Linked DNA regions of Mus musculus: all the other regions are linked to region 1. A link is a loop called in an ENCODE intact Hi-C map of the cell type or tissue named here. Cell type or tissue: heart. All regions are shown on one strand. Links, peaks and the distances in the headings refer to the core of each region. The heading gives the core; the rest is flanking DNA.

The links. Hi-C counts contacts between places; a loop is a spot of excess contacts. Peaks named below come from ENCODE experiments on the same cell type or tissue, not always from the same donor. Only the 100,000 strongest peaks of a DNase experiment are listed, where the experiment ranks them.
Region 2: a loop joins it to region 1, with 4 times the contacts of the local background. A loop is called at or near these places in 3 of 42 quality-filtered maps.
Region 3: a loop joins it to region 1, with 7 times the contacts of the local background. A loop is called at or near these places in 3 of 42 quality-filtered maps.

Annotation. Positions count from the first base shown.
Region 1 is chr10:22,137,506-22,145,016 of GRCm38, reverse strand. E030030I06Rik (RIKEN cDNA E030030I06 gene) reads left to right here. Exons shown (of 2, transcript NM_001254745.1): 2 at 503-713. The coding sequence ends at 596. Among named protein-coding and RNA genes, the nearest start is that of E030030I06Rik, 8.0 kb to the left of the region's middle. In heart, for the core only: a CTCF peak has its summit at 3,883 (motif pointing left); a DNase peak (open chromatin) is centred at 3,896; H3K4me3 peaks cover 736 bases; H3K27ac peaks cover 430 bases.
Region 2 is chr10:22,727,402-22,734,912 of GRCm38, reverse strand. Tbpl1 (TATA box binding protein-like 1) reads left to right here and starts at 3,466. Exons shown (of 7, transcript NM_011603.5): 1 at 3,466-3,797. It overlaps Mir7663 (microRNA 7663), which reads left to right and starts at 5,481; the gene lies at 5,481-5,541. In heart, for the core only: a CTCF peak has its summit at 3,551; DNase peaks (open chromatin) are centred at 2,472 and 3,552; H3K4me3 peaks cover 2,965 bases; H3K27ac peaks cover 2,097 bases.
Region 3 is chr10:22,575,922-22,583,432 of GRCm38, reverse strand. All of the region lies in intron 2 of Gm40612 (a long non-coding RNA gene), which reads left to right. Among named protein-coding and RNA genes, the nearest start is that of Gm46216, 26 kb to the left of the region's middle. In heart, for the core only: a CTCF peak has its summit at 3,807 (motif pointing left); no DNase peak of the experiment used is centred there.

The DNA of each region.
Region 1 (7,511 bases), core at 1,470-6,469:
AAGACACCTGATTCATTGGTTGGCTACTCAGACAATTCTGCTGTCAGTGAAGGAATATCAGGATCAACAGAAAACTGGTATGTGTTCCTGTTCAGTGCACTGAGACATAGGTAAGTGTTACCTATGTCGCCCCAGACTGTAAGTTTGCTAGATTAGCAATAAAAAGGCTTCAAATTCAAGGAATAGCTCTGATGCCATGGTGATTGTCTGCCAGAAGATAAGGTTGTAATCCATAAATGTTTTGAGCACATTATTATTAGAGTATTTAGTCACAGTTTTAAGGGCAAAGAAAAATAAGATTTGTAGTGTTGCGATTATTTAAGGAAATGTTTCTCGTTTTCTCTTTTTAAAGTTCTCAGCAATGTGTAAGGAATATAAAAGAAGAGAAGTGTGACTTTAAGAACATCATATATTTATATTTTATTGTAAATTGTAAAGCCAGGATTTCAGAGGTCTTGATTCATGAGAGCCCTCATTAATAAATGTAACCTCCCCTCCCCAGCCTGAAACCTGTTTGCTCAGGTTTCAGTGTTAGAGAGCATTGGGGCGGAGCTTGCCGCCCTATCATCCTGCCACTCCCACTGCCTGCGTCCTAGCTGTTCCGGAGCCTTCGCGTGTTCACCTGCAACCTTACTCCACGATGATTTGGCGGGAATCGGGCCCCTTCCCCTGCTTCATAACTGAGTGTCGGAATTAGTAAAATCGAACCTTGATCAGAATGACTGCCTTGGTTTTATCATTCTCGCGTTCGCCTAGTCCCCTATTCTCTTCCAGATTCCAAGATGCATTTCCAGACTAGAACCCGGACATGTGAGCCGCTGGCCGGACACAACAAATAAACATGTTATTTTGTGGGTGAATAATCTATTGGGGGGTGCTTGCTTCAGTGAAAATGAGTAACGATGAGGTTTTAGCTCTGTGGTTGTATTCCTTTGTAAGTATATCATCATGGAAGTCATGAACCTCACTTGGAGTCAAGGAACATTGAGGTCTGTAAAAGGGAAACAGACACATCTGAGTAATTCTAGTGGTTTTCTTCTTGTTTAAGACTCAGGTCAACGAGTATCCACGGAGATAGATCCTTGTTTTAAAAAATAATGCTTCTCGTTTATTTCAGACCCACTGTTTAGATCTCTGACAGCCTTGAGCAGTTGGCAGTTGCCAGTATTTATGTCTACCAGGAGTGTGGGTAGGAAGTCTCATTTGCAGTACACCAATCTCCAAAGATTTCCTTTTGAAAACATTTTTTCTCCCTTCCTTAATTTTTACATTCCTGTCTTACTAGTGTTTAGTGGATAATTTTGTTGTTTCTGTGTTTTGAGGACAAAAATCTATTATCATACCAGAATGTTTGTTCTCAATTTACATATCAAATATGCCTTATTTTCTTCTCATTTAGATTTCCATTTATAACAGTTGCAGTTTTAACATACTTCACTGGAGATCCATTTATTTATAAATAGCCTATTGTACATTTGAACAAATAAACCAATAGGCAGTGTTTTCCTATTGTAAAGGAGTTTCCTATTGAAATCTGGAGTTCCAGATGCTGGTTAGCTTTAATGTGGGTGCTGGGTAATCAAACCTGGGTCCTCTGGAAGAGTAGCCAGTGCTCGGGGTGCTTGACCTAACCTACTATATTTCATTTATTCAGAGACATACTCAACAATCAACAGTAATAAAAAGCTCCAATCATAGTAGTCTGTGCACTGAATCGGTGGTGTGGGTGTCTCTCTTGTGTTGGGGGTGGGGGGGTCCAGCCCCAGGGCAGCTTCTAAGAGCAAATGCCATAAAAGTGTATACATGGGTGAGTACAGGAAATGCTGCTAGGTGGTCAGTTTGGGTCCAAGCCTATTGCAGATTACTATAGAACAAAGGAAGCAGTTCGATTGGCTTCTTTCATGATTGGTTTCCGAGGACACAACCAATAAGAATATGTAATCAATTCGGGCAGTAAAAGCAGAAACAAGGTATGAGAAAGTGTCCTTATAATAGTAGTTAACAGCACAAAATGGCAGGCTAGCCAGGTAAGAGGTTACCTAGGCCTTATCTAATCTGAAGTAGGCCTTCACATTCGATCTAGGCCTTAATAGTTTACCTGTACCTTAACAGCTAGCAGCTTTGCCCTCTGAGCCATCGCACATGCATGTATAGATGGATGAATATCTTTCTCTGTATTCATTCATTTATGAGATGCAAAGTCTCTGTACATGGTGCAAAAACATACAAGACAGACCAGGCCGGCCTCTCAAGTAAGTTCTGCCTCTGCCTCTCCCCAGTGCTGAGATCAAGACAATGTTTCTCTGCGTAGCCCTGGCTGTCCTGGAACTTACTCTGTAGACCAGGCTGGCCTGGAACGCAGAAATCTGTCTGCCTCTGCCTACAAAGTAGTAGGACTAAAGGCATGCCCCACCACTGCCCGGCAGTCTATTACTTTTAAATGCCAGATGAATCCATTCTTTTACATTTTCGGGTTGGTTTGTTAGTTGATTTTATGTTGTTTTTCTGGAAGTGTGGTGGCCTACCACCCACTCAAGACCAGGCATGAGAAATAAATAAGTAAAGATCTCTGAAACACAAATCTGGGGTTGGTACTAGCTGGCCATGGAAACACATACACACATGGAGTATTAAGCAGCTACATCCTCACCTGTGGGGGAGAGGGACATGAAACAGTTTCCACAGCCTTTTTATTGGTGGTGATGGTGATGATGGTTAGAATTCCTTGTTTATTTCTAAGAATCCCTGGGAAATATGATTTCTTTGATCTGTGTACCCTAGACTAACACACACACACACACACACATGCACACAAACATGGAGTGAGTGAGAGAGAAAAAGTAAGGAGAAGTGACATGAATTTTAGGAAAAAGAGATATTAATGGATTAATATTACTTCCATACATACAGACAGACAGACAGAAAAAAGAGAGAGAGAGAATTAGAGTAGAGCTGGGGCAGTTGTGGCACACACCTTTAACCTTGGGCAGATTTCTGCGTCCAAGGTCACCCTGGCTTACAGAGTGAGTTCTCTTTTCTCTTCTTTTCTTTCTTTCTTTCTCTCTCTCTCTCTCTCTCTTCCTTTCTTCATTCCTTCCTTCCTTTCTTTCTTTCTTTCTTTCTTTCTTTCTTACTTTCTTTCTTTCTTTCTTCCTATTATTATTTTTCTTTTTTTTTATGAGATAGGGTTTCTCTGTGTAGCCCTGGCTGACTTGGAACTCACTCTGGAACTCCAAGAAACTTTCTATGCAGACTTGGTTTCAGATACCTGTGGTTCCAGACTAAGCCAGCCTGCTCAGGGACATCACAGATAACTAGAAACATAGATTTCACCACCTCTTCATTCTATGTAACCAACCATGTAATATAGCAACACTGCACAAAAGCACTTGATAGTAAATAATTCAAAAGAATAAATTTATAGTTCTACTTTCTGATCATAAGAAAGATACTCAGTGAAAGCTGAAATGCAATCAGTCAAAAACTCTTTAATAAAATCCAAATGGCCTTCCTTATCAAACTTCTACAGACAACAGGACTAAATAGATCATGTTTCTCACTATTCAAAAACAAAAAGCAAAAATAACAGGCTAGGCAGTGCCTTTAATCCCAGCACTTGGGAAGCAGAGGCAGTCGGATTTCTGAGTTAGAGGCCTGCCTCACTCTACAGAGTCTCAACAAACAAAACAAAACAAAAAATAAAACAAACAAACAAACAAAAAGAAAGAACGAAAAGGAAAGGCAGAGTCAGGCTTTTACAGGTTTGAGGACAGCCTGCTCTACAAACTGTGTCCGACCCAAGACTGAAAGTCTCTGAGAGGAGTGGTCAGTGGGCAGGTCGCCTACAGCTCACAAAGGAAAAGGCAGAAGTGGTGTCAGGAGCTCCATCTGCTGGGGGACTCTGGGCTTGTCAGCTCTGGGTCCCAGCCTCCGGTCCTTGGTCCTCTGACTGCCGCCGGCAATCCCAGAGCTGGGAGCAGGGACCTTCGGAAGCAGAAGATAGGGCAGAGGGGAAGGAGCTGTGGGTTGAAGATGAGGCTCTGTTTCGGGCTTGGGGCTGCATGCTCACCCGGGGAGCGAAAGCAGCTGGAGGAGGAGTTGGCGTGGCAGGGCGAGCCCTGCCCGCCTTGTCACAGCCGGGCCAGAAAGCATGCTGGTCCAGGCAGGGTTTTAACCGCCGCCTCTGCTGCTGCTGTGCTGACCCACCCGTGCGCGTGGGAGCAGAGGGGGAAGGGCTCTGAGACGCATGGGGAATCTATGGTTTGATTTATGGCAGTGAATTCTAGAAGAGGTAGGGCTGTTGATCCAGGTGGGACCCAGGTCTGCTCTGAAAAACAGTGGCTTTAACTTCAAAGATAAGAGTCAAACCAAAAGTCCCCTCTAGTGACCATTTTACATTAAAAGTCGGTCACTCGGAGGAGCAAAAAGTCTGCCAAGGTCCCTTCTTAATTTCTACTGAAAGATTATGGGCCCTTGATCTAACTTCAGTCCAGTGGTCTAAAGTCAAACTTAGTGGGGGTCGTTACAGTCCATCCAATATCACGGAAAACACGAAACAAACACAAAACAGACACACACACACACACTGACAAATACCTGAAAACAGACACAAAAAACAAACACACACTGACAAACGGACAAAAAACAACTCAGAAATGCAAAAAAGTCAGGGAAGTGCTTAAGTCTTCCAATCTAGGAAGACTATTAACTCTTTACTTTCTGCCCCAGACAGACTCCTGGAGTCCTTCCTCTCGCTCAGGGCATCCCCCCAGAGCGAGCAGCAGCCCTTCTGCTGTTCACACTCAGTGCCTCATCCCAAGGTAGAGGTCTTCATTTCTCACGAAACGTAGAGGCTGCAAATTTCAGCACTGAACCTCGCCGGCTCACAGAAATATTTTAGACAAAAAATTTCACCTCCAAGTGGGTCTTCGGAGACGTGGGTGGTCACGCCAATCCCGGATGAACCCCCAAATGAAAGACTCTGAGAGGAGCCCCTTGCTCAGGCCTCAGGACAATAGCAGACACCCAAGAACTCAGGAGAGACCAAGCTTGATGTAAACCACAGGAGGCTTTATTTGGGGAAAGCCGGAGCTCTGGGGACAACTCATATCCCACACAGAGGTAGAGGAGTCGACCTCTAGGGGAAAGAGGTCCCAGTTTTTATAGGCCCTGGGGAGAAGTGGGGAGTAGGGGATTTCCAGATCTAAACAATGTCTATTCTCAAGAAATGGGTATGGGAGGGGTACAAAGAAAGAGTCTGGTGCAGGTGTATGTAGCAACTCAGGATTGGCTGGGCTGTGGTTGCTGGGGAGATTTTCTGACTCTTTCTCAGCAACCAATATCACAAACACCAGGCAGTGAGGTGCAGCAGTGGGCACACAACTGGGTTTAAGGAACGGTTAGAACATTGGCAGACACACGAATTCAAGGAGTGGCCAGAGCATTGTGCACCTCTATTTTTCTAAATCAGTGAAGCTAGTTCTGCTAACAGAGAAATCTATTTTGCCAATTTCAGGGCTTCTGTGACCTTTTACATTCTGTCAGGATCTTTCATTCCCCACTTCTTCTAGTTACTAGTTCTAATCTTAGAACTAAGCTGCAATCTCTTCTTCAAGGTTCTGCAGAGACTGGTATTGTTGTCTTAGTACTAACAGCTGGATGGCACCAATTTTTTCTCTAATAAAGGTCACCAATTTATTAAGATTTAGTAGGCCACACATCAGCAGTAAGAGCAAAATTATTAGAGGGCCCATCAGAGTAGAAATGAGGGTGGTCAACCAAGGGGGGTTTTATTTTTCAGGAGCTTGCTTTATGTGAGAGGCATGAATCTAAACAGAGATGCCTTTTACTTTGACAGCAGTGGGGGTGGTCAGCAGCACGATGTAAGGGCCTTTCTAACAAGGTTTTAGATTCTCAGCTCGATATCATCGGACAAGAACTGCATCTCTCACCTGGAACTGGTGTGGTACCATTAAATCTCCTGGTTCGTAGGCCTCTTTGAGCTGCTCTTAGGAGGTGTTGATTATGAATCTGTATATGAATTTATATGAGATTATGCATATTTGATTATGTAAAAGTTTTTCCTTTTGAGAGTGTTATTCTCTTTTCCTGGTTCAATAGAAATTTATTGCTCCAAACTTCCCCTTAGCCTGGACAATAGGGAAAAGGCCCTAACCCTAACCCTAACCCTAACCTACCTGCTGTTTTAGGGTGAGGTGCTAAGTGCCTGAGACTACAATCTCTGGCCTCAGATGAACACAGAGGGCAGGTCAGCTACAATAGCATAGTAATTTAGACTTAGATAAGTTAATCAGATACAGTAGCATAGTAACTTAGAGAAGTAAAGTTTTTATTATTATAAAGCAACCATAAATATGTCGTAAGACAAAGTCTTACCCTCCACGGAACTCTTCCCCCTCTGCCAAGCTCTTCCCCCTCTGCTGCCTCAAGAATAACTGACAAGAAAGAAGAACCTCGCTGGAGCTGGTCCCCTGGAAGTAAGATTGTAATTCTAGGTGCTGATATCTGGTTTTGTGTGGTAGAAAATATTTGATCTCAACCCAGGATTTCTACACATCCTCTGACCATTTAGTTCCTGGATAAAAGATGCATACAACCTTTATATTTATGATAAGCCTTAGTTAGCACAAGAGTTAGGCAGATAGCTATCCTCTATATTGTATACATATTTCTCAGCCAATAATTCCATTATATAATTTTCCATGGATTTGTCTGGGCTGCTCTTAACTCTAATTAGACCACTACTTTAATTACTTTAATAGTCATTAATACATGACCATTACTTAAGGTTCTTAATTCATGGTGGTTTCTCCTCTATTTATCTTCTTCTATCTACCTCTGTTATGATCTCCTGCCATCCCCAGGCAGGGAACACCAGAAAATGCCTATCTCAACACTGCCAAGTTTTTGACTTATAGGCACTTTTATTTACAATTCAGAAATAATTTGCAGGGCGTGGTGGCACACACCTTTAATCCCAGCACTTGGGAGGCAGAGGCAGGCAGATTTCTGAGTTTAAGGCCAGCCTGGTCTACAAAGTGAGTTCCAGGACAGCCAGGGCTATATAGAGAAACCCTGTCTCAAAAAAAACAAAAAAAAACAAAAAAACAAAAAAAAAAACAACCAACAACCCACAAACAAACAAAACCAACAGAAATAACTTGGGGGCAATGTCACATAATGTCACTTGGGTTTACATGCAGGCTCTCTCATCTCTGGAACAACCAGGTCTTGGGGGCCTACACTTAACATTACACTATTGTATTGTAATGTTATAAGCAAGCAAAAGATTATTGCCCCATTCCCTTAGGGTTGGGGTGAATGGCTCTGGATATTTTAGGAATTATAGATATGTTTAACTTTAAGGGATAGTTTGCAAGTGTTGTAGCTTTGGACAGGGAGGAAACTAGAGAGCTTAGACTCAGAGATTTCTATCTTTTCTTTCTTCTTCTCTATCCTTCTTTCTTAAGTAAAGTAAAAGGGATTTGAAG
Region 2 (7,511 bases), core at 966-5,965, 590 kb before region 1:
GGTACCCGGGCGACTCAGTCTATCGGAGGACTGGCGCGCCGAGTGTGGAGTTTTTACCCTTTTTATAGGGCTAGGGCTGGGGAGCAAAAAGCGCGGTTACAGAAGCGAGAAGCGAGCTGGTTGGTTAGTTCGAATAAGGTTTGGGGTACTTCCCGGTCATTTGGGGAAACTGAGGTGGGACTTTTTAGATCTAAACAATGTCTATTTTCAAGAAATGGGTAGGGGAGGGGTACAAGGAAAGAGTCTAATGAAGGTTCAGCAATGGGCACATATCTGGTCAGAACATTGGCAGACACACAGGTTCAAGGAGTGACCAGAGCACTGTGCACCTCTATTTTTCTAAATCAGTGAAGCTAGTTCTGCTAACACTGACGTCTATCGGGGCTTCTGTGTCTGTTGCTGGTTCCGCTTTATCTGAGAACCATCTGTTCTTGGCCCTGAGCCGGGGCCCAGGTGCTTGATCACCGATATCCTGTTCGGCCCCTGTCCCAGTGCTATTCAGCCTTGATCTTTAACTGTTAATCTATAACTGAACTTCCTTGTAACTTTTGAGAACCCAGCTCGGGTACTTTTTCATGCCTTGCAAAATGGCGTTACTGCAGCTAGCTTGCTAAGCCTTATGGTGGGGTCTTTCAGCAGAAATAACTGTACCTAATGATGTGACATAATTTCTGTCCTATAGTCTGTCTTTTGCAGGACTACAGGAGGCCAGAGGAGCCAGCACATTCCTGTAGCCTCATTTGAAGATCTAAACTTCTTAGAGTCAGACTTACTGTGACAGTTGGCTGTTGTCTTAAAATGTCTGTAGTAAAGGGTACATTTATGTAGGTTTTATTAAGTTACTAAGACACTGTGTATAAGTGCTTTTATACATAAAAATTATGATATTAAATTGTTAAAAATTTCACCATGTCTCTTTACATTTCAGTCTTACTTCATTGTTAACTGGAACAGCTTGTAGTTATTTTAGCCTGGGTACGAATTACTCTTCTCAACAAAACCCCAACAAAAGGAAGGAAAGTAGGGTTTATCTGGGCTGGTTGTTTAGGCATTTGAGGGTACACCCTATGATGATGAGAGGCATATGACAGGAGCATGAGGCAGCTAGTCACATCACATCCACAGGCGGGAGGCAGAGAAGGATGATCGCTAGCACCCAGCCAGTTCTCTCCCTTTTGCTCAGTCCAGGTTGCCAGGGTGTAGAATGGTGTCAACCCACATTTTTCTGTTCCGTCTCAGTTAACCCAATCTAGAAACTACCTCACAGTTGTGCACAGATATCTGCCTCCTACGAGACTCTAATCCTCACCAAGCTGACAGTCAATATTGCCATCATGGCTTCTATGTTACGTTTGCAGTTGCAGAACTCTTACCACTGAGGCTCGCTAGTCTGTCTGGTCTGGGATGAATAGGGTGTCAGTGTCCATCAGTTCTTGACTAATAGTAGCATGTCTCAATCTGTGGGCTAATCCCCTTTAGCAAACTTCTTTGGAAAAAATATTTACATTAAGATTCATACCAGTAGCAAAACTAGTTATGCAATAGCAGTGAAAATAATGTTTTGGTTGGGGGTCACCACAACATAAGGAACTGTATTAAAGGGTCTCAGCATTAGGAAGGTTGAGAACGGCCACTTTACAGTGAAGTCAACTAAAACTCTTGCCTCTTTAGCTGTCAGTGCTACAGTGTTAGTAAGATGTTTAGTTTAAGGTACCAGTCCATCATGGCTAGTAGTTCATGGAGCAAGAGTTCCCATCACCCTCCAGGAAGAAATGGGAAAGCAGGGATCAGGGCAAGCAATGTCAGCTAAAGACACACCCATGACCTACTTCTTCCCAGCGGGCCTCACCTACCTTTCATTTCCATGTAACAATGCTGTCATACTGTAATGGCTCTACTGAGAGCAATCCAGTTGTCTCTGAAGGTGCTATCATCGCAGAGAACACTTAAAAGTGCACTTTACTAATCATCTAGGGTGAAAGAATAATCCAATCAGCTAACAATCAAAACCAGCACCACAGCAAGTGGAACTTGCAAGCCAACTATATCCAATTCTATAAGGAAGGCTCCTTGGCTATAACAAAAGGCAGCCCAAAGTAGAGGGCACTTTCCAGGTATCCTGCTGGGCTGCCTGAAGGAAAGTATCAAAGACCTTAGAATCAGTCGCCATTGTTGTAAAATTGCCTTCTAAACAGGGCAGTAGCCCCTAAAAATAGAGCTTTTTCTGGTTATCGGTTTTTTGTTTTTTGTTTTTTTTTTGTTTTTTTTTTTTTTGTTGTTGTTTTTTAAACCATACCCCGTTGCTCTCCATTTGGGAGAGAATCCAAACTCCTGTCTGCAAGGTGCAGATGAGTTTGGGTCTTCGTTCCCCTCCAACTTTATCTTGTCACTTTCTCCTAGCTATACTCGCCATGCCCTATTCCTATTAACACCTCCACGCCCCAGTGTAGCCAGCCCCAGTGTAGCCAGACCACAACATCCTCTTTTCCTCTCCTCTCAGGGCCATCCCTTCTAAATCTGTCAAAATCAGTCACCATAGGCATGACTTTCTCACCCAGCTTCTTGTTCGTCCTATCCCACACAAAGTACACCTATTTAATATTGCTCAAAAAAATAAATAAATAAAAGTGAGAACTGAAGCAAATCTGTCCTTCAGGGCTTTAAAACGTTCGAGTGCGCTGTGTGTGTGTGTGTGTGTGTGTGTGTGTGTTGTGCGCGCGTTTTCACACTTTAAGAGTAGGGAGGAGAGATAAAGAGGCATCCTTGGCTATCCCTCAAATACTTAAACTTCCCTACTAGGTGTGCACGTCTAAACCCTGTGATGACAGTCTAAGTCATTCTCAAAAGGCCAAGTGGCTCCAGTCAGAGGCCAAGCCACCTAAGGAAACGGCTCACGTGACCTTTAACCCGCTGGCCTCCACCACCGGCCAGAGCGAGCCCACAAGGGCAAGAGCTGGGTCGCGCGGGCGGCTGCGCTCCGGCCGTTATGAGCCTCGCTCCTCGGGCAGCACGGCCCAAGCCATCCCGAGGGCGCACTCCGCCCGGTGCGGCCGTTCAAGCCAGCGAGTGTGCGTCGCCAGCGTCCTGCTAGCCCTGTTGCTCCCGCCACGCCGCCGGGGGCCCTCGATGAGTAAGGCCGGGATCCCCGTCACCCCGGGGTCACGACTAAGGGCCCAGTGGCTGCTAGCTGAGCTCGTCGGTACAGGCGGTTGGGTGCCAGGCACAGTTCTGGTTTACAGGAAAATGAAAGCCCATTTGTGTCATGCTGCTCGCCAACGAGGAGCTGGAAAATAAACCGGGGGCTTCAAATCCACCCCGGGCGGGCGAGCTCAGGGAAGCGCAGCCCGGGTACCCAGCGCCCTCCGGCCACTTCCGCCTCGCCCAGCCCGCGGGCAGGAGGAGGACTTCGCCAGCGGCTTCGGGAAGGCGGAAGGAGCTAGGGGTTGGGGCGGAGAGGGGAGCAGCGAGAACCGGAAGTGAGTGGCTAGCCGGGATCCCCGGAGCTCCTGGGTCCGGCGGCGCTCTAGCCGCCTCGTGCCGCCTCTATGCCCCCGTGCGTCTAGTCTATTTATTGTCGCGGGGGAAGCGGCGGCCGCCCTGTACCCGGAACAACAAAGCGAGAAACCGAGCTCGAGCCTTGGGGGGCTCCTAGCAACGGGCCTGGGCGGGAGTTCCATGGAGACTGGGGAGCGGACCCGTTTTATCTTCATCCTTGTCCTCCAGCTTCTTCTCCGCGTCCGACGCAACCAGCAGCAGCGCTGCCGCCGTGTCCTTTACGACCGCCCCGTCTTCCCACGGTAACCCCGTCGGCGGTCCGGGGATGGGGGTGCGGGGCCCGCGGGGCCTGGAGCTGCCGCGGGGCGTCTCCGCGCCGGTTGGGCTGCGGGGAAGCTGTGCGAGGCGGGGACCCGAGCACGGGAGCGCCGCGGGCCACCGGCTAGTGGAGAGGACGGGCCAAGCGGCTCGGGCATCCCAGTAGGGATAACGGGGTGGGGGTGGGGCGCGCCTGCCTCGCGGTGGAAGGCGGGCAGGGATGGACCGGGTTCTGGAGCCCGCTCCCGGGGGAAAGAGGGACCGTGACACTAAGCGAGGGGTCGGTGGCTTCTCGGAAAACTTGGAGCAGCTGCGCGAAGGCTCCCCTAAATAGCGGCGCCGGCGCCTCTCGCTTCTGGCACTTGCCGGGAGCCCCACTCTATAATAATAGTAGTGGCCGAATTAAGCTTCGGCAAGAAGGATCTGGAACGCGGGAAGATAGAAATGAATTGTGAATAGGGTTGAGCAGGGATGAGAGGTGGGAAGGTGGGGGGCGGTAATCGCTTCATAATCGTCTGGACGGGTCCTAGAAGTATATAAAATGGGAAATGACTGAAATAGAAAACACTCCCTTTGCTGAGCTAGCTGTGCATCTGCAGGCTCTGCCAGGGTGTACATTGCACCGAGTGTCAAGCTGCAGCCAGTCCACATCTGTGAGCTTTACTGCATCTGTCACCTGCAGAGCGAGACTGGCAGTGACTAGTGTGAGCTTGGCATACTTGTGGTTAAGAAGAATGGCTTAGAATTGCGACTTGTGTGTGAAGCCATAACAGATTCCCTTAGGTAATTGAAAAAGGGAAATGTAAATAAGGAGGGCATTCAATCTTCTGGCTAGAATTTGCAGTCTCTTTCCAAGTTTGAGAAAACAGCAGTCCGTTCAAATCAAGAAGTGACTTTTAGCACTGTCTGATTGAAAGAATTATTTAGGGTTTGGATACGCCCCGTGAAATATTCATCAGTTTGTGTTCTAAAGCCTTGCATCACAGACCACTGGTTTTATACTTTGCTAAACCATATTAGGTTGGGTGTGGTGGCACATGCCTGGGATCCCAGCCTCTGGGAGGCTGAGGCAGGAGAACGTGAGTCCAAGGCCTGCTTAGGGGTATAATAGTACGTGTCTCAAAAAACAAAACAAAACTGAACTTCCCATCAGTAAGTGAAGTATGTCTGTGGTCCGGAAAGGTTACGTTCTACGGTGATAACATTTTTATGGTCAGTAGGAGCAAGGCTTTTCATACAGTTGAAGATTAATGATGCAAACAGGATTGATAATCACATAGACAACATGTCAACCACAGGTTCAGTTGCTTCTCCTAAGCAAAAGGATGTCACCGTTACTGCCAGTCCTCTTGTATAGTTTGTGCTCCCAAAACGAGTGCCAGGAGCTGTAATGATCTAGTGCTGTGTTGTTTCGTGAAGAGGAGCCAGGCAGGGTACATTTTAAAAAGTCCTGTGTTTCATTTTAAGCTTCCAACTGGGACTCTGGGGTCCAGTGTTGTTAGCTGAAGTACTTCCAGGTTGACAAGAAGATGAGCGGCTTCCCTTTAAAAGAACTGGAGAGTTGAACATTGGAATCAAATTAGGTTTTAAAACTCTTGAGATGAAAAAGTACTTTAGAAGCCAGGGTGAGACTTTGCTTCTTATTTTTATATGGCTGTTCTGTGGAGGCTGCTTGGTGATCATCCACTGTCGTGGGACTTCTTCACAGTGTGGATCATAAGGAGCTCCCCGCACATCAGCGCTGCCTTTAGTCTTACTTCACCTGGACTGTTTGCTGAGACCGCAGTCTCATGTGGTCCCTGAATACGGGTCAATTCTAGCATCTAACTTTCATTAATCTACTTTCGGCTTTCCATGGTATTAGCCCCAGAACTCCATGTTCTCTTAATTGTATCCTGATCACAAGTGCTTTTTTTATACTTTTTGGTTTTTTGAGGTGTTTTTTTTTCCTGCTTTAGGGAGCTTTCAGCACATGCTCTAGGCTTATATATGTTTTTCATTAATGGTGCTTGGTTGAATTGTCATATGAACCCTTTTTGGTGGAAGAATTGGAGTGGACATGTCAGATGTTCTATATTTCAGGATAACTGCTAAGCTTCAAATTCATTCTGACTCAAAAGATTGTATTGAAATAAAGCTTGTGAAAATACTTGAGCTCTTCATAAATGGTGTGTTTAGAAGCCCTTGTGGTACTACTGTTACTATGGACAGTAACTTTTGGTGATAAAAAGATATTACAGACCCCATTGTGTGTTATAAACAGAACACAATTTTATTTATTTATTTTTTTGTAATTCTTGGTCTAAAGCTGTTTTCAACACCTATCTTACCATTTTACGTCTGAATATTTGACAAAAATTACATTTTGCAATTTTGAAGGAAGTGCAGAAGTGGTTTCTACATGTTTTTCTTAAGATGAAAAATAGTCTGATGAAAAATGTTGTGGGTATATCTGTGAGAAGTGTGCAGAATTCACTATAATGTACAACAGATCATGGGACACAACTGAATATTTTGAAATTTCATTTCTCATCAGAAATGTGACATTATTTAAAAGGTAGCAAATTCTGTATAATGTCGTTGAATAGACATGAGGATGTTTTAAACACCAAGTAAGTAACCTTGGTGACTAATTTCTTTCTGTTGCATCAGCAACCATGTGATGAAATTATTACTATGAAGAGTAAGTTTAAATTGATTTTGGAAGAGTTTAGAGTAGAAAGTTAACCATGTTTCCAAATTAAAGCTTTTAGTGTCAAGATTTTTAGCTGACATTTGAGCTATAAAATTTTCCTGAAGTTTCTGTCCATTTTACTTCACACCTTTTTTTTGACTGGTGCCACTTGAAGTGTACTTTTTGTGTGTGTGTAGCTGACAGAGAAGTGACAGACATGGGTAACATAACGGTTGTGAATTTGAGTGTCAGATATTGTATTACATATGCTCTGGTACTATAACTGTTGGTTTATAGATACCATCATGCCTGATACAAGAAGCTTCTAGAAGGTCAGCACTGAGTCGTCACCATATTGTGTGTTTTGAAGATTGACTGTTTACTAACCTGTTGATTTTACTGATTAGGGGCTTTTCTATCGGACAAAGGAAAACTTATGTTGTGTGCTGGAGCCTGAGCCCTGAGAAGAGACTTCTGACACCTAATTCTTCCTGTGTCATGTCTGTCTGTTACTCTCTGTGTAGTGGTGCATTTATAGGCACCAGCCCGTCAGAGGCATGATTCGGGCTGTTTTAATGAATCCAAGCACTAGAAAGAAGGGCTGACTGCTCCCCCCTTGAGCAGGAGACACAGGATTGTGGCATCTTTGGAGTACACTGTGGAAGAGATGCCTTCTGTCTTTTCTTTAGAAGGAATGTGGATATGTGCTGTTTTATAGGTGTGAAAAAGCAAGATTCTAGGAGTATGTCATCGGTGGTAAATAGTCAGACCACATAGGGAATTCTGCTCACCTGGTCTTACCTGTGACTAAATGCTAACATAGAAGATAATTTATCTTGAATGACTGGGTTTATGTCAGGAAACATGTTACCAGGAATCTTATTAAATGTTGAAACATTACATCAAAGTGTCTTCCTTGGGCAGTTTAGATCTCTCTTCCGATGGGGTCACTGAAACTTTAAAATATCACCGCCTCCCATACAGTACAAGGTTTGGCTATAGCTTATTTTAACTTACTTACTTA
Region 3 (7,511 bases), core at 966-5,965, 440 kb before region 1:
CTGACTGGTTAAATAAAAGTGGCCACAGCCAATTGCTAGGGAGAATAGAGGTGGGCGGGGTTTCCGTTACCTGGGCTGTGGTTTGAAGGTAGGGAACTCTGGGGAAAGGAGAAAGACAAAGACCAGGAGGTCTCCACTAGCCAGGCAGGACCAGGAGCACTTGGCCAGAAAAGTGCACCCTGAGGACAGACAGATGGAGCCAAAATAACCCAGTAGAGACTCAGGAAAGAGCAGGGAACTTGGGGATTGCAGCTGGGAAATAGCCAGTCTAGCACTGAGAAATAGTTTACAGGTAATCAATCGCCCAGTAACTGTGCTAAAGCTGATTAAATAAGTCTATAGGATTCTGCCTCAATTATTGGGGGGCTGGCTGGGCCATTATAAGAACTAATAGAGTTCCAAATATATATCACAACAACAGAATCTTATTAAATATTTCAAAGAGGGCTGGAAGGATGGCTCAGTAGGTAAAAGTTTAAGTCTGCAAGCCTGAGGATGCACTGTGATTGCTGAAGCCCACAGGAAGAGCCAGGAGGAGAGTCTGCAATCCCAGCACGATCGTCTCACCACGAAGTGGGAGGCAGAGACAAGAGAAAATCCCAGAACCTCTGAGCCATCTATCCTGGTGGATGCAGCTTAGTGGCAGAAAGAGGGAACGGGAGACCCTGCCTCAAAAGGGTAGAATCCCAGGACCAACTCCCCCAAATGTCTACTGTTATCTATCTATCTATGCACTGCCCCCACAATGATAAATCAATATATTACCTTCCCCAAGAATTTCCTCAGTTCTGAGTTTGATGAATAGTGTTTAGGATTTTCCTATTTTGTTTGTTTGGGTTTTCAATATCCTGAGTCCCTTGCAATGGCCCACATGATTTGTTGGCATATACAGTAGACTGTATTATTATTAACAAATACTGCCTCACAGTGGACTATACTTTATTGAATTCAGCCTGGGTCAGCCAGCCCCTTGCTGACCATGAACATCACCGGTGACTGTGATAATGTCACTAGGACTTTGTCACTGTTCTTTATGGGTCAGTTGCTAATGGTAACCAAGTTTTCATCCCTTGCAAATCCACAGTCTGATTCAAGAAACTGTCTAGACCCCCAAAGAATCATGACTTCCTGGGTCACCACTGGTGTTGCTTCAATGCTGTCTTTAGGACTGTTCCTGTTAGGTGGTTTGGCCTATTCATCCACTACTCCAAGTTCTTGTGGCCACCACATGTTTCCATCCATGGCCACAGCAGAGAGGGAAGCCTGGTTCTGTTCTGTTTCCAACTCAGTCTTGTGTTTTTGGACTGAGAGGCATTAGGGATGTTCCGTTTCTCTTGTCACTGCACGGGCTGGACTCATCACTGCAGTTAAGGGAATTTTCCATTCGATTCTGGAATATTCATTTTCTTCAATTACATCACTGGGAATATTCATATATTCCTCTTTTCTGAAAAATCTTAGTAAAAAAGAAAACTATATCAAAATTCTGTATTAAATGTGATTTTGAGGGAAGAGAAAATAAAGTGTTATTGAATGTGCTTCTCACAAGAAGGGATTCATTCTACAGTTCATAGTCAATGTAGTACAGTATGCTAAAGTACATTACTGGGTACATAGCACTGGACACACAGCCCTGCACACACTCAAACACCACAGGGCACATAGCATCGGGCATACAGCACTAGGCACACAGCCCTCGATACATACATACCACTGGACACACACGACTGAGCACATAGCTATTGTTCAATAAATTTTCTCTAATGGATAAAATCATTTTGGTCTGATAGCAGTTGGCAACTCCTAATGAGTTTTCTTGGCACTGGAGAAAGAAATTTCGCATCGTCCCCAAGGTCATCATACCCTGCTGCTAAGATATTGAGCCAAGCCACTACTTACTTGATTGCATTAGCACCAACCTCATGAACTCTCTGGGAAGGTGACGTAAGTGCTGCTTACAGCAGTCAGCACGCTGCCACGGTGACGGTCCAGCGTTCACTTGAGTCTGAGCTTGTATTTATAAGCGACGTAGAAGAATGTGTTTTTTTAAAGTATGGTTTTAACATTTTTTCTTAATCCTATCTTGTTGGTATCCAGGGGCTTAACAGATAATTATTAAATGAACACATAGAGTAACGAATAAGTCAATTTAGTCACAGCTAAAGCTCGTCACAGATTCTTTCCATCTACATTGGAAACTAAATTACAAGCAAGCTTGCCATGTGAAGACATCAACATATGTCTTAAGAGATCCCAGAATGATTTATCTAAAGATAGGTACGAGATAAGAAGCATCATCAAGGCAAAGGGAATGTTCCCCCATCTAAGCTTTCGAGCACTGCCCACTACCTGTGATCCTGCACAGTGGTTATTAACCCCTAAGTACAGCTGCCTAGGATATGTCCTTGATTATGATGCACTGGTTCTTAAAATATCCAATATTTATGGCCCATATTGATATTTATTTATTACAAAGGGCCTTTGGCTACTTTTAGTGAAAAATATAGATTGAACAATAAAGTTGAACACCTCAGAAAACAAGGCAAACAAATTCTTGTAAGTGGTATTGTTGTAAATGACATAAGAGGGTTTCTGTTACATTTCCTTATTTGATTTTTCATTGTGTTTGTATAAATTCAATCCGGAGTATAAGGTTAAAGTGTTAAAATTACTTAAAGCAACTGTGAGGACCCAAATAAAATCTGTTACAAGCCTCAGCCAGACAAAACCGTGCTATGGAGAAGGGAGGGACCCTAACTCTAACCCAAATCCGAGGCCCCACCCCTACCAGAGGCCTCACCCCTACCTGAAACCCCAGTCTTACCTAAAGTTCCACCCCTACCCGAGGCTCTCCAGGAAGCTCACGTTTGATAGAGTAAAGAGAGACTTTCTCTTCAGTGGTGTGCCCAATGTAAAGTGGTCATGATCTTGGAAGAAACCTCACACCCATGATCCAGTAAGAAGTAATTAGTAGTCTAACCCTAATTACACTCCTTGGGTTACAAAATTTTTTAATAAGTCGGGGCTAGTAGCTATGGTGAGGATGTACGGAGAGGGGGGATAGCAAGAGCTGAATCTGATCAAAACATGTTGTATATGTTCATGAAGATGTCACAATGAAACCCGTGACTATGCATTAGTACAATTAATATATAATCTTTTTTTTTGTTTGTTTTTTTGTTTTTTGTTTTTCGAGACAGGGTTTCTCTGTATAGCCCTGGCTGTCCTGGAGCTCACTTTGTAGACCAGGCTGGCCTCGAACTCAGAAATCTGCCTGCCTCTGCCTCCCAAGTGCTGGGATTAAAGGCGTGTGCCACCACGCCCGGTTAATATATAATCTTTAAAACGTTTTAAATTACCTCCAACTCCTACGTCTTATGTTATCGTTCTCTGAGTTTGGGGTAAGTATGTGCGGCTTTGATTTCCATGAGACTAGGACTAAAACTGAACGTTATTTTAAATGTTGGAAGTGACATGTAACTGATTTCTGTTCTGGTGTTCTTAGTGACGTCAGCAAAATCTTTTTGAGTTCCATTTTGTGTGGATATCCTGATTGCTAGTCGCCTCACAGCCTGCTACCTCAAAGGAAGTACATCTAAGAAGAGTGACTTTCAAAACGCAGAATTTAAGGCTTCTGGAACTTTTTTTTGCTTTATTTATAACTTTAATATTCTGAGATAAAAGAGAAACTACAAATTAATAGAACAACAATGAATTAAAAGCAAAATATCTCTCAAGTAGATAGTCCTTGTCGTGTCCCTGTCCTGAGGCCCTCCCACAGGTGTGGTTGGCTTTTCTGGGCCAATATTGCCATCTACTGGTGAACTAGCTGGTTTTGCGGCAACTTGACACAAGCTGGAGTTATCACAGAGAAAGGAGCTTCAGTTGAGGAAATGCCTCCATGAGATCCAGCTGTAAGGCATTTTCTCAATTAGTGATCAAGGTGGGGAGGGCCCCTTGTGGGTGGTACCATCCCTGGGCTGGTAGTCTTGGTTCTATAAGAGAGCAGGCTGAGCAAACCAGAGGAAGCAAGCCAGTAAGGAACATCCCTCCATGGCCTCTGCATCGGCTCCTGCTTCCTGACCTGCTTGAGTTCCAGTCCTGACTTCCTTGGTGATGAACAGCAGTATGGAAGTGTAAGCTGAATAAACCCTTATGCTGAAAACTCAGAATAAATAATTGTATTGCTCAGTGCAACATAAATGTATCTGTCTTCTCAGTGTCTGACAGACCTCATGATTTCCTCAATAGATAGCTAAAGGCCCAATAGATGAGCAGGGCTGTCTGACAGTTCTCTTCAGTAATCCAGGCATTTCAGATCCTGAGGCGGAAGGATCTATGCAAATTGTAGGACAGCCATGGAGACCCTGCCTGAAGAGGAAACACTAAACAGCGAGCGCTGTCCCACCTTCTTCCCAAGTCTTCCTTTCCATGTCTCTTGGAACCCCGGGAACATCTTCTGATTGATCCATTAGAAAAGTAAGCCCGACCATGACCTTTCTCTGTCATCAGCCCTGAGCTGGATTCTTTTTTCCAGGCTTCGCTTCCTTAGCCTTCCGGTTCCCTGAGCCTCCCAGAAGCCTTCCAGTCTCTCCCCCACATTGTACACCTGGCATTCTCTCCACAAGAGACTTGCATTTCATGTCCTTCCAACCCCACCTCAAATGTGATTCCCTAAACGTACAGTATTCTAGCAGCAGAATTTACCCAGTCGACTAAAAGCAGACGATCTCCTGAAGATAAGTGACAGGGTCTCATGTGGAACCCTGGAACAAGAACTTTTTAATTCAAAGACAAAATTCAAGATGGTAGTTAAAATTCTTTTAGAATTGAATGAAAATGACAACACAAAATATGCTTACACAATGAAGGCAATGCCATGAGTCAGTTCATAGCGCTAAGTTCCTACATAAAAACAAAAACCAACAACAACAAAAAACAAAACAACAACAAAAAAAACAGACAGATCTCACACTAATAAAAAGGATACATTTGAAAATTTTAGGGGAAGAAAAAAAAGAAGAAATAGCATCCACAACGAGTGTATGGGAAAAACAATCAATTAGTAAATAACCAAATTAATAAATTAGAGATAAAAGGGGAGACATAACAACAAACATGGAGGAAATTCAGGTAATCATGAAGACATACTTTAAAAATCAGTATTTCACCAAACTGGAAAATCTAAATGAAATAGATACATTTCTTTATAAACATTACCTACTAAAATCAACATGACATCAACAGACCCATAACCCCTAGTTAAATAGAGCATCTATTAAACTCCCAAATAAGAAAAAAAAACTATGTCCTAGTAGACTCAGTACAGAATTCTACTAGAATTTCAAAGATTAACTAATGTCAATAATCTTCAAATCATTTCCCAAAATCGGAACTGAGGGAACTCTTCCAAATTCTTTTTACAAAGTCCCAATACTAAAACAGAGACTCAACAAAAATGAAAAGTATAGCCCTTACTTATGAACATGATGCAGAAATTCTCAATAAAGTACTCAAAAACTGAATTTAAGAAAACATCAGAAAGACCATCCACTGATCCAGTTGACTTCATCCCAGAGCCGCATGGTTCAACATATGTAAATCAGCAAACATACCCAGCACATAGAAATTAAAAGGCAAAAACAAAATGATCATCTCACAGATGCAGGAAAGGTTTTGACAGATCCCAACATTCATTCAAGATAAAAGTATAGGAGAAATGAGGCTTACAGGGACAGAGACATAATGAAGGGGGCTTACAGCCAGTCAATATCAAGTTAAATGGAGAGAAGCTCAAAGTGTTTCCACTAAAGTCAAGACCAAGTCAAGGATGTCCACTCTGTCCAGTGCAGCACTCAAAGTCTTAGTTAAGGAGTAAAGTAAGGACGACTGAAGGAGATCAAAGGATTACAAATAGGAAAAGGGAGGGGGGATTCCAGAATCCACATTTGCAGACCATTTCTTTTCTATTTCAATATACAAATCATACACTTACTTAGTTAAATTTATTATTATTCTATGAGAACAAGAATTTGAAAAGTGGGATCAGTTACACTCCTTGGATTCCTATCCCAGGTAACACAAGGGCAAACATCCCTGCCCAGAGTATGCAAAATATGTAATGTGAATGAGATTCATTTTAAGGATTAAAAGTGTGTGTGTGTGTGTGTGTGTGTGTGTGTGTGCGTGCGCGCGCGCGCCTGCGTGTTAAGGATCACCATCAGAGCCCTTACACAGGGCAGGCAAGTGAACTACTTCCCAGCCAAAATGATTAATTGTGAGGGCTGGAGAAATGTAGTAGGAGGAGCTGATACTGAAATCTGGTTCCCTAATTGTTTCTTGATTATATCAATAAAGATGGCAGAAGGTAATCACTGGGTGAAAATAAAGAGGTGGGATTTTCCAGGTCCCAGAAGGAGACAAGATAGTGAGTGGGCTTTTCAGTCAGGCTTTGGGGAGAGGAGCACAGAACCATGTAAGGTCTGGGGGCAACTAGAACCGGTGGCCGCTTCATCACCGGAAGAATTCTGATACAGGATAGCTGATGACTTCAGGGCAGTAGGTTCCATGCTCAGTGGTTGTGTTATCTGGCTGGTTTTAAAATATTAAGGCTGTCTGATGTTTTCCATCCTCCGTGACTCAGGTGGGCAGGAGAAAGGGCAGCCTTGGGACAGTCTTTGGTGGTTGGCAGAGCCAGCCTCGGGGTTGGTTGGTCAGTGTAGACTCATCACAGCTCGGAGCGTTCTCCGGTTGTTAGAGGATTGGAGACACTAACTGCTGGCCATTGCGGAGCTATCTGGATTGGGAGCAGCGGCAGTGAATTCTTGGAGCCAAGCTGAGAAGCTGAGAGTGCAGCCCCAGAAGGTGATAGCATGAAGTTTTGAAATTAACACGCAACGGAGAAATAGCTGTTCTTACAGAGGAGCCCATTTTGATTGCCAAGCATGGCGGCTCACAACCATCCGCCACTCCAGTTCTAGGGCATCTAAAGTCCTTTGCTGATCTCTTCAGGACACTCCAGAGCACCAGGCACACACACACATAGAGGCAAAACACTCGTACGCATAACAAAAATGGAAACCTTTAATTGTAAGAGCTTCTCCGATAATGAACAATCCTTACACTAGAGATTATTTGAAGGCATAGCAACCACGTCTGAAGTGAGGCTACCAGGTTAGTGTTTCAAGGCTTACCAGCAACTGGAGTGGTATTCTTCCTGAACACTGCAGATTTCCAGCAGCTGGCCCCGGGGTTCACATGGTACGCTGTCCAAGCTGAAGTATTTAAACATCAAATGCGAACCGGGAAACTCCAGGTGACATAAGTGAATGCTCAGGTGGGCAGCCAGTGAGACCATCATGTTGATGCCACCAGGGGTAGGAAAACAGCCCTCACAGTTGCCTTTGTTCTCAATACATGTGTGCACGCATTTAGATTTAATATGGCTTACAAGATTAGGATTCTAGTTCCAGTGACTGTGTTACCTGTTGATTCTGAACTCAGTTTGTGTG